Linked DNA regions of Homo sapiens: region 2 is linked to region 1. The links are chromatin contacts, found by Hi-C or POLR2A ChIA-PET in ENCODE. All regions are on one chromosome and are shown on one strand. Each heading gives the region's core, a stretch centred on a gene start or an enhancer-like site at or near the end of the contact. The rest is flanking DNA. Distances are from core to core; before and after follow the strand shown.

The links. A loop is a pair of places that touch in the nucleus more often than their neighbours do. ChIA-PET counts read pairs that join two places held with the same protein, here RNA polymerase II (POLR2A). Pooled maps may share reads with other maps.
Region 2: a pooled map shows a loop between it and region 1 (4-fold over the local background). The contact joins the promoter of DSG3 here to the promoter of DSC2 in region 1. A Hi-C loop is called at or near these places in 1 of 50 pooled maps. POLR2A ChIA-PET finds 5 or more read pairs at or near these places in 3 of 52 experiments (H1, MCF 10A and WTC11).

The regions. Positions count from the first base shown.
Region 1 is chr18:31,100,216-31,104,736 of GRCh38, reverse strand. DSC2 (desmocollin 2) reads left to right here and starts at 2,316. Exons shown (of 16, transcript NM_024422.6): 1 at 2,316-2,834. The coding sequence starts at 2,766. DSCAS (DSC1/DSC2 antisense RNA) reads right to left here and starts at 3,149. Exons shown (of 4, transcript NR_110785.1): 1 at 3,014-3,149; 2 at 1,543-1,614.
Region 2 is chr18:31,445,221-31,449,741 of GRCh38, reverse strand. It overlaps DSG3 (desmoglein 3), which reads right to left and starts at 2,001. Exons shown (of 16, transcript NM_001944.3): 1 at 1,817-2,001. The coding sequence starts at 1,864.

The DNA.
Region 1 (4,521 bases), core at 1,067-3,566:
TTGCTTTTGAATTCCATTCTATGTCATATGCCATGCCGAGATGGTTTCGTCCTGAAGATGACATCTGTCCCTGTGGATCACTCATCCTCTGGTGCTGGCAGGGGAGGAACTGGCAGGATTCACAAAGCTCATGCAGAGCTGTCTCTATTTGCTCATCAGTGAGTAAGTGGGATTTTTTTGGTTGTTGCTGCCCTTAATAGTTTCTGGCCTCTGATATTAGAAAATTGTGAAGCTAGGCTGGATAGATTTGGCCTGTGGGCTTTGGATTGCAAATTGTTCACTTCTTTAAGGATTGCTCTGGCCCTGACTTTCTATGTTATCTCTGAAATGAACATCCATTTCCAGCCAAGCTTCTCAAAAATCTGTCATAAGCAGTCTAAATAGTTTAATTTTAGATGTAGAAAGTACCATAGATAGCCTCCAGTATTACCTTATTATTATTGATTATCTTACTTAACAGATGGACAAATGGGAGTGTTGAGACCTGAGAGATTACTTAAGCAACACAAAAGAAGTTGCTTCTTACTTTCGGTCTGGTGTACTTTTTACTATAAAAAGTATATTTTTATTGGGAAACTAGTTCATGCAGCAGAATCATATTCATAAGCAAAAGTCATTCTTTTAAAAAAAGATCACATCTACTCACATTCCATTTTTTTTTTAAATATATGCCCTTTGTTTCAAACCTATGTTTTAGAGGGATCTATTTCAGTGACCATATAGCCTAACCTAAATACATTAAATAAATTGGGTACTTGCTCAGAGAAAGTACTTTATATTCCATTCTTTTGTTGAAAGTTTTTTTTGGAATAAAACAAACAAATCACCATTTTAATAGCCTCTATCAATTAATGTGAAAGAGGAAAATAAATATCTAAGATGAATTCTAGTCAAATTGCTCTTCCGCCCTTTCCTGGAATGAGGAAAAACATGAGCTGCCCTTAAGGCATCAGAGGGTAAAGAGTAGGCAAGAGTTTGGAAATGTCCTATAGTCAAAGCCTGTGATGATAGTCTGAGTAGATCTCCAGAACCTGAAACGCTTATAGCTTTCTTTTTGTCCTCTGAAAAGCTTCATGCTAGAGACCATGATGTCATCTTTAATAGGATGAGGTGTGCTTATGGTATCATTGATGGAAAACTATGAGTGTTAAAAAATATGGAAACGGAAGGATGTCAATTATAGTCTCATGCTGATGACTCAGGCTTATTTTACTAGCAAAGGGTCAATGATAATTTTATGGATATGGAGACAGAACAGCTCATTAGTGGCATTCGTTAATAAAATAGGGCATGAGCATAGCACAGACACAGAGAATGTAAGGCATGCGCTGTTTGACATTAATTTTTAATTTAAATATACACTCAGTATTGCAGTAATTCTGGCTCGGCATACAATGGTGTTAAGATGGTGAACATTTTCAAGAATCGAAATGGTGTGAGTGTCAGGGTTGGCTTTTCACATAGGATTCTCAGGACATCCCTGAGGAAACTTAAACCAAATAAAAGGGAGCAGACAAGTTTCTCTTTTGTGGTCAGGCTTACCTGGTTTAAGTCAGTAATTGAAAAGAGGTGCAGGAGGATGAGTCAGATGCCTTGTCATTGCTTTCTGAAGAGCTAAAAGAAACAGCATTTATATCTTAATCTTCCAGATTGTGTGCTGCAATAATTCATTTAGTTTAAGTGCACTTCAAATAAAAATGTAAATTATCCCATTCTTATTCATTTCTCACCATGAACTCTGGTTTTGATGGTAGTAAAGAAGGTGAGAACTCTCCACTGGATGTTCAGGAGTCCGGTATAGGAAATAAGTTATAACTCTATTTGTGACCAGGGATGTTCTTGGAGAAAATCAGTAACCACATGTAGCCCACGACTAGGACCTCAATGGATGCATTTCTTATAGTAACTCACCCTCGATTTTATTATTTTGCAGTCGCCTTGATTCCCTAACTTTACGTACGTATGTATGTATATATGTATTTTTGTCTCTAAATTATGGCGATTGTCTTGTATCATTGTCATGCCAGTAAATTCCTAAAAACACAAGACCCCAAAGAATGGTGCCTCAGATGACTATGATGTCTGAACTGCTTGTGGGTGTGTGTAGGAAATTCACTCCAGTAGAGTGTGTAACAGTCTCCCTGGAGTCAACTTTCTGTCAGGTGGGCCTCAGGCAGCTGTGACCTAAAACCCAGCCTCTGCGGCTCAGACCTCGCTCTGTAATTGACCCCAGGGCAGGGACCACGGCCGTCGCCGAGGGCAGCGGGCAGGGCGGAGCCGGGGCCGACCGCGCACTCAGGAGTGAGTCTTTGTGCAGTCAGGGCTTCTGCTGGGCAGGGCCGGCTGTTAATCTCGCCTGGCGGAGCGGACACCGGGGCGTGGTGGGGGAGATGGGCCTTATAGGTGGCGTCCGCTGGTGAGAAACACCTTGCGCAGGTAAAAGGGTGGCGGCGAGAGGGAGTTCCCACCCGTGGCTTTCTTAGAGAAATGAAGTCTTAAGTCTTAAATAGACAACAAGGAGGGGCCGATCGGTGTCTTTTGGACGCGTCTGGAGCCCCTCCCTCCGCCAAAGGAAAAGCCCCTTGGATGAGAGGCAGGCGCTTCAGAGAAGCTAAGAAAAGCACCTCTCCGCGCGCCCCACCTCCTCCGCCTCGCGCTCCTCCTGAGCAGCGGGCCCAGACTGCGCTCCGGCCGCGGCCCTCGCCCCGCGGAGCCCTCCTACCCCGGCCCGACGCTCGGCCCGCGACCTGCCCCGAGCCCTCTCCATGGAGGCAGCCCGCCCCTCCGGCTCCTGGAACGGAGCCCTCTGCCGGCTGCTCCTGCTGACCCTCGCGGTGAGTGTAGCCGCGGCCACCGCTCCGGGGAAGGGGGCGATCGCCTAGGGTGCAGAGGAAAACTAGGGGAACGGGGATAGGTGGGGGTGGCGGGAAAAGCTGGGGTGAAGGGGCCTCTGGGTGGCTAGAAAATGGAGTTGGCGGGGGTGGGGGAGGGCAGATAGGAAGAGGATCGCGACCTGAGAGTTGGGATCCCCAAGGGAAGGGAAGGTGTCTCCGGTAGATGTAATCAGCGCACTCAAGGAGAGGCGGGAGCGGGCCGCTTTCGCCCAGCCAAAATCGTGGCCCCTGGGTACGCGCCGGGGAGCAGGGTGCGCCGGGGCGGGAGTGCGCCGGGGTCGGAGTGCGCCGGGGCGGGAGTGCGCCGGGGCGGGAGTGCGCCGGGGCCGTCCAGCTGGCCTCTGGCACCTTCCCCGGGAACGTGCGGCTCCCTGTGCCTCGGGAACGTGCGGCTCCCTGTGCCTCGGGAACGTGCGGCTCCCTGTGCCTCAGCGCCTGCCCAGGCCACGGAAAGGGGAACCGCTGGGCGGCCGGGACGGAGAGCGAGTGTCCTTGGGTGAAAAAGGGAACTGCTCGCCTTTCTGGGAATTGTTTACTCTGAGAGAAGGGCGGGGGGAAGTGGCGGGTGGGGGAGGGGATCTTGACCCTTTGCTCCTGAGGACTGTCGACCGGCGAGCCCTAGGTGAGCATTTGTACAGTTTCAGTGGTTTCTTAACGTGCGAGGCTTCAGTTCCCTAAATCTTCGGAGGAAGGAAGGGTCTTTCTGATTTCTTGTCCCCAGAGGCGACTCGATTTTTCTGCTCACCACCCGCCCCCCGCGCCACCGCCCCTTGCCCCAGGTTCTTTCTTTCTTTAAAGAGCACTACAGCAATGACCCTACCCCTTCCCAGAGCTGGGAGCCTAAGTGGTTGGCCTTATTTGGGGCGGGACAGCCCCTTTCCCAGGCTTGACCGATGGGATCTCGTTGGGGAGCCTGAAGACGCAAAAAGCCAATGCCGGGAGCAGCGTCTGGGGAATTGGGGATATAAAAAGTCCGATTGGACTTTTCCTGGCTCCCTGGAAGAGGAAAAAAATCGACAGGTGTGGAAAAGTGCTCCTTGTCTTAAGCAGAAGGCGTTGGGCGCCAATCAATCTTGAAGGACAAAGGGAGGAACCCGGAAGGCTAATTCCTTCTGGGAGAAGTGAACTGGGGGCTGAAATATTCGTATAATTTCCCCTTCTCTTCCGCTCTCACTTCGCAGTAGAGTTCCACATTTTACAATCATGAATTGGTAATTGTTACTGTTATTAGAATGTCTTTCTCGAGGAGCTCAATGGACTTCAAACCCTTAACTGAATTCTCAGGGCATATTAATAACATAGAAAGGGCCAAGTACACAGCAGTTAACATTTTACAGATGAGGAAACCAAGAATGGAATAAATAACGGTCAGAACATATGTTGATGAGTAAGAAATAAATTTTCATTAGACTCCTAATAAAATTGCAATTTCTTTTAAAACCACCGGCCATTCTTTAAAGGAAAAGGCATGCACAGACGCTGGCAATGCGTGGCATTGCTCTGCATATACCTGCAGAGAGAGCTTTCTGTGTGTTATCTCAGATTCTGTTTAGGAGGAGGTGGGGTATCACTGAATACACTGAAATTGAATTTCCATTCCTTGTTCTTCCTTAGCTTCGGAGTTTGA
Region 2 (4,521 bases), core at 752-3,251, 350 kb before region 1:
TTTCTTGAGTGGAACCAAATACATGTCATTTCATAGTTTCCTTTATGACTAGAATTATAGGGACATTGTGCGGGGGTTTTTTAGTTTAGAGAAGGCTCATTAAATCATTCATTTACTCATTCTTCAAACAATTGCATGTCCACTCTAAGACAGATATAATAAGCATTGAGAATATAAAAATAAAAATTAGCCTCAATATAAGGATGTCACAGTCACTCCAGAATCAGAGGAGTAATTGAGAGTGTCCTATATGTCAAATTAGAAAAAAAAAAGAATCCCCCTTAGCTTATGGTGGCCCAATCCTATGTCCTCATGGCAATACTATCCCGACAGCCCATGCTGCATGGCCCCTAACTTCCTGAGCTTTGCCATTGGCTTGGACATAGGGGTTATCAGACCACCTGGGGTTCAGCCCAGACATTTCCCATCTGGAAAGGTGGGAAAGTCATACAACTGTCACATTTCTCTTTAACAACATCCTCCTTTCAAATAAAATCAGGTACTGAACACAGTTACATTGTCGTAATAGAAATAGAATCTTAGAGGCTGGGTGCAGTGGCTCACATCTGCAATCCCAGCATTATGGGAGGCCGAGGTGGACGGATCCATTGAGGCTAGGAGTTTGAGACTAGACTGGTCAACATGGCAAAACCCCATCTCTACTAACAATACAAAAAAATTAGCTGGCTGTGGTGGTGCACGCCTGTAATCTCAGCTACTCAGGAGGCTGAGGCACGAGAATCACTTGAACCCCAGAGGCAGAAGTTGGAGATCGCACCACTGCACTCCAGCCTGGGCAACAGAGCCAGACCTTGTCTCAAAAACAAAAACAAAAACAAAAATCTTAGGGAGAGCTAAGAAAGTCCTTTCTTGAGATCTATCTCCCTGTGACTTCTTGAAGTCCATTTATCTCAATTTTTTTCATGAAGAAATGAGGTAAATTGATGCCTAGGCCAACCCAGCTTATCATGGAAACCATACAAATTAGCATTAGGAATTGTTTTGACATTCATTTTTAAGGTATATTTAACTATTTTGATATCTCCGTGTAACAGATAATATTGTGACTTTTCTTTTTTTTTTTTTGCTATAAGAACACAGTTAAGGAGTAAGTTAGTCTGTAACATCCAGGTTTTAAACAGTCTGTAACATTCCGTTTCTCTTTTAGATAATACTATGTACGACTTTCTCAATCAACAGAAGTATTACTTTTCTGAAAAAAATGGCTTTAAAATGTTGTATGTCTTTCCCCCCATCCCCAAAGGCTGACATTTTCTTTTGGCACATAATAGCTAAACATAAATACTTACTTAATAATCCTCCCAACTTCTCTAGAGTCAAACACTGCTTTGATTTTAATTCTGCGATTTTTTACTTTTAAAAGCGTGTCAGGTATCAAGCCCAGGCGTGTAGAGTTCTTAGCTATATGCTAAGAGACATGTAATCTTGGAAAATAGAAGTGGCTCCTGTGTTCTTGTTTGTGGGTTAGAAAAACTAGTAAAAGCATAACTTTAAAGAAAGTGAAAATGTTGTGGAAAATATAACCTGTGATTAAGATTACTTAATTCATTAACTAAAAAAAATTCTAAATGGTTTTTAAAACTCATTTCTTTCTGGTTTATTTTTCTATGTAAAATACAACATAAAAAACAACAAAAGAAGGAAATTGGTAATCTTCACGATTTCATTTCAAAGTGTTGATTTCCACTGCACTCCTTTTAGAATTTATAATAAAGATTGTGCAATCAAATATAATATTCTTTAACAAGGGAGGAAGCAGGGAAGTTTGTGATTATTAGGAAAATCCAGGACTTACCACGAAGATGGCCAGAGCCCCTGTAGTTCTGGGGAAGAGCCCCATCATTGTCTCTGATTTCCCTGGTGAAAAAGTCCAAGTGAGCCGCTGCTTCTATCCTGCCAGCCGTCTGCAGTTGATGTCTAAGAAAAGCCCTCTGCAGCGTCTCTGCTGCTTTCCGAAGGAGTCTACAGATGGTCTGTTATGCGGTCCCTCCCCACCCTAAACCAAGGGTAGGTCTCACCAGAAACGCTTGCATCACCTTTGCTCCCAGGTAAAAACTTAGCCACACCTCGATTCCTAAAGCAATGAAATCCTTTGTTGGAAGCTGAAAGAAAAGTTCACAGGCTAAAGACAAAGTTTAATAGGAAGGTACCAGATGAATAATAAATTAATCATGATGTGGAAGTGCAAAAGCTAGTCCGGACTACACTTTGTCAGTGTTGATGTCTTATGGCTGAATCTAGTTGACTATGGTTACAATGAAAACCGAAAAGCAAAGCAAAACGTACAAAATCCCCCAAAATCTAACTTGTAAAAGAGCATTTATTTTCAGCCTGAGTATGTGTGGGTAGATCTAAAGTTAAGCAAAATGTAGATGTTAAGCAATGATATATTTTATTGAAAGGCACTAAAAATATGAAGAAGAAAAACATCCCATTAAGCAACTATGAATGTAGGCTTTGAATAAAAAAAAAAAAAGAAATAAAATTGAACAGTTATATGGTGCCTTGAATATTTGAAATATATAAATAATGCGTTGCAAAATTACTCTGATAATACTCAAATGACATCTTTTATACTGTATTTCTTTTCATTTATAACTTTCAAAAAAGCCTAGATTGCCTAATAAGGTAGATTATCTTGGTGCTCTTTTCATTACTCAAGACATTTTCCCCAGTGTGGTGAACCTGCTTGCTGTTACATACTCGGAAGTGCTTAAATACTTCGACTCTAACCCAAGATAAAGCAGAGGGGAAAAATTACCAGCCCCATTTTAGCTACTTTGCTTATAACATTAGAATTTAAAGTACTTTTTACAGTTTCAGAAATATTGAAAGAAAGGTTTGGTAGAAGAGCAATTTTATCTTTGCAAGTATTACACATTAGGTTTTAGAAACCACTTAATCACAGTTTTTTTTTTGAATCGGGGTCTCGCTCTGTCGCTCAGACTGGAGAGCAGTGGCGCGATCTCGGCTCACTGCAACCTCTGCCTCCCGGGTTCAAGCAATTCTCCTGAATTGAGGAGGCTGTCTCCTGCCTCAGGCTCCCGAGTAGTACAGAAAATGAAACATTATTCTTATTTATTTATTTATTTATTTACTTACTTACTTACTTGAGACTGCGTCTCTTTGTGTTGCCCAGGCCGGAGTGCAATGGCGCGATCTCGGCTCACTGCAAGCTCCGCCTTCCGGGTTCAAGTGATTCTCCTGCCTCAGCTTCCCGAGTAGCTGAGATTACAGGCTCCCGCCAACTCGCCCGGCTAATTTTTGTAGTTTTAGTAGAGATGGGGTTTCACGTGTTAGTCAGGATGGTTTTGATCTCCTGACCTCGTGATCCTCCTGCCTCAGCTCCCAAAGTGCTGGGATTACAGGCGTGAGCCACCGCGCCAGGCCAATCACAGAGTATTTTAAGCAGAAAGGACTGTGTAGTCTAGGAGTTAGAAAAAACATCTTGTGAACAAAATTTTGTTTTTGTTTCTTTTTAAATTGTGGTAAAATATACATAACATAAAATCTATCATTTTAACTATTTTTAAGTGTACAAATCAGTGGCATTAAATATATTCACATTGTTGTGCAACCATGACCATTACCACTCTTCATTTCCAGAAAAGTCTTGGTTTTGAAATAAAGACTTTGTAAATAAAGTTTTATTGGAACACAGCCATGCCCATTTGTTCATGCATTGTGAATGGCTGCTTTTGTGTTGTAACAACAGAGTTGATATGGATAGAGACTGTATGGCCACAAAGTCAAAAATATTTTCTTGTTCTTTACAGAAAAAAAGAAAAATTGCTCATCCCTGAGTTTTACCATATATCTTAAATGGATTTGTGACAAATCTGATGAGTGTTGATGCTAATAGAGAAATAATTAGAGAACCCTTAAAATCTGCTTCCACTAGGAAAGAAAATTTCAAAAGATCAAATTTGGTGTTCTCTGTAGAGTTCCCACTAAATTCCATATATCATATTTTATGCACTTTTTGACTAAAATCAAAAAGTGAACTACTACTGAATCCTTTCCAACATGGGAAAACTGACACACAGGACAAGGTCTTTTCTGAGTTAGGAGGTAATTTCTCTGTGACTAGACTAGTTAACAAATAAATGTGATGAAATCTGAGCTGAGTACTATTGAATTTGTTAGTGATTTATATAATGTGGAATTCAGTGACCAAAATGTTGGTTACCTTTCTGAATTTAGTGTTTGAATTTGTTTAACAGTGGTGAGAGTTTGGGTTCATGTGGATGTATATGGATGCTTTTTTCTTATAATATAATGTGAGGAAATATATAAGCATGGACAAACCCCATAATATACTAGAACTTATTTTTTGAATGAGGGGATTATAGATGTATTTTTATTTTTTCTTCATTACATCTTTATATATTACATTTTCTGATTTTGTTTTTTAATGAGGATACATTGTTTCTATAATTAAAAAAGAAAGTTATTTGAAAAATAATGTGAAGAAAGCTAGACTTTATGAATAATAGCATT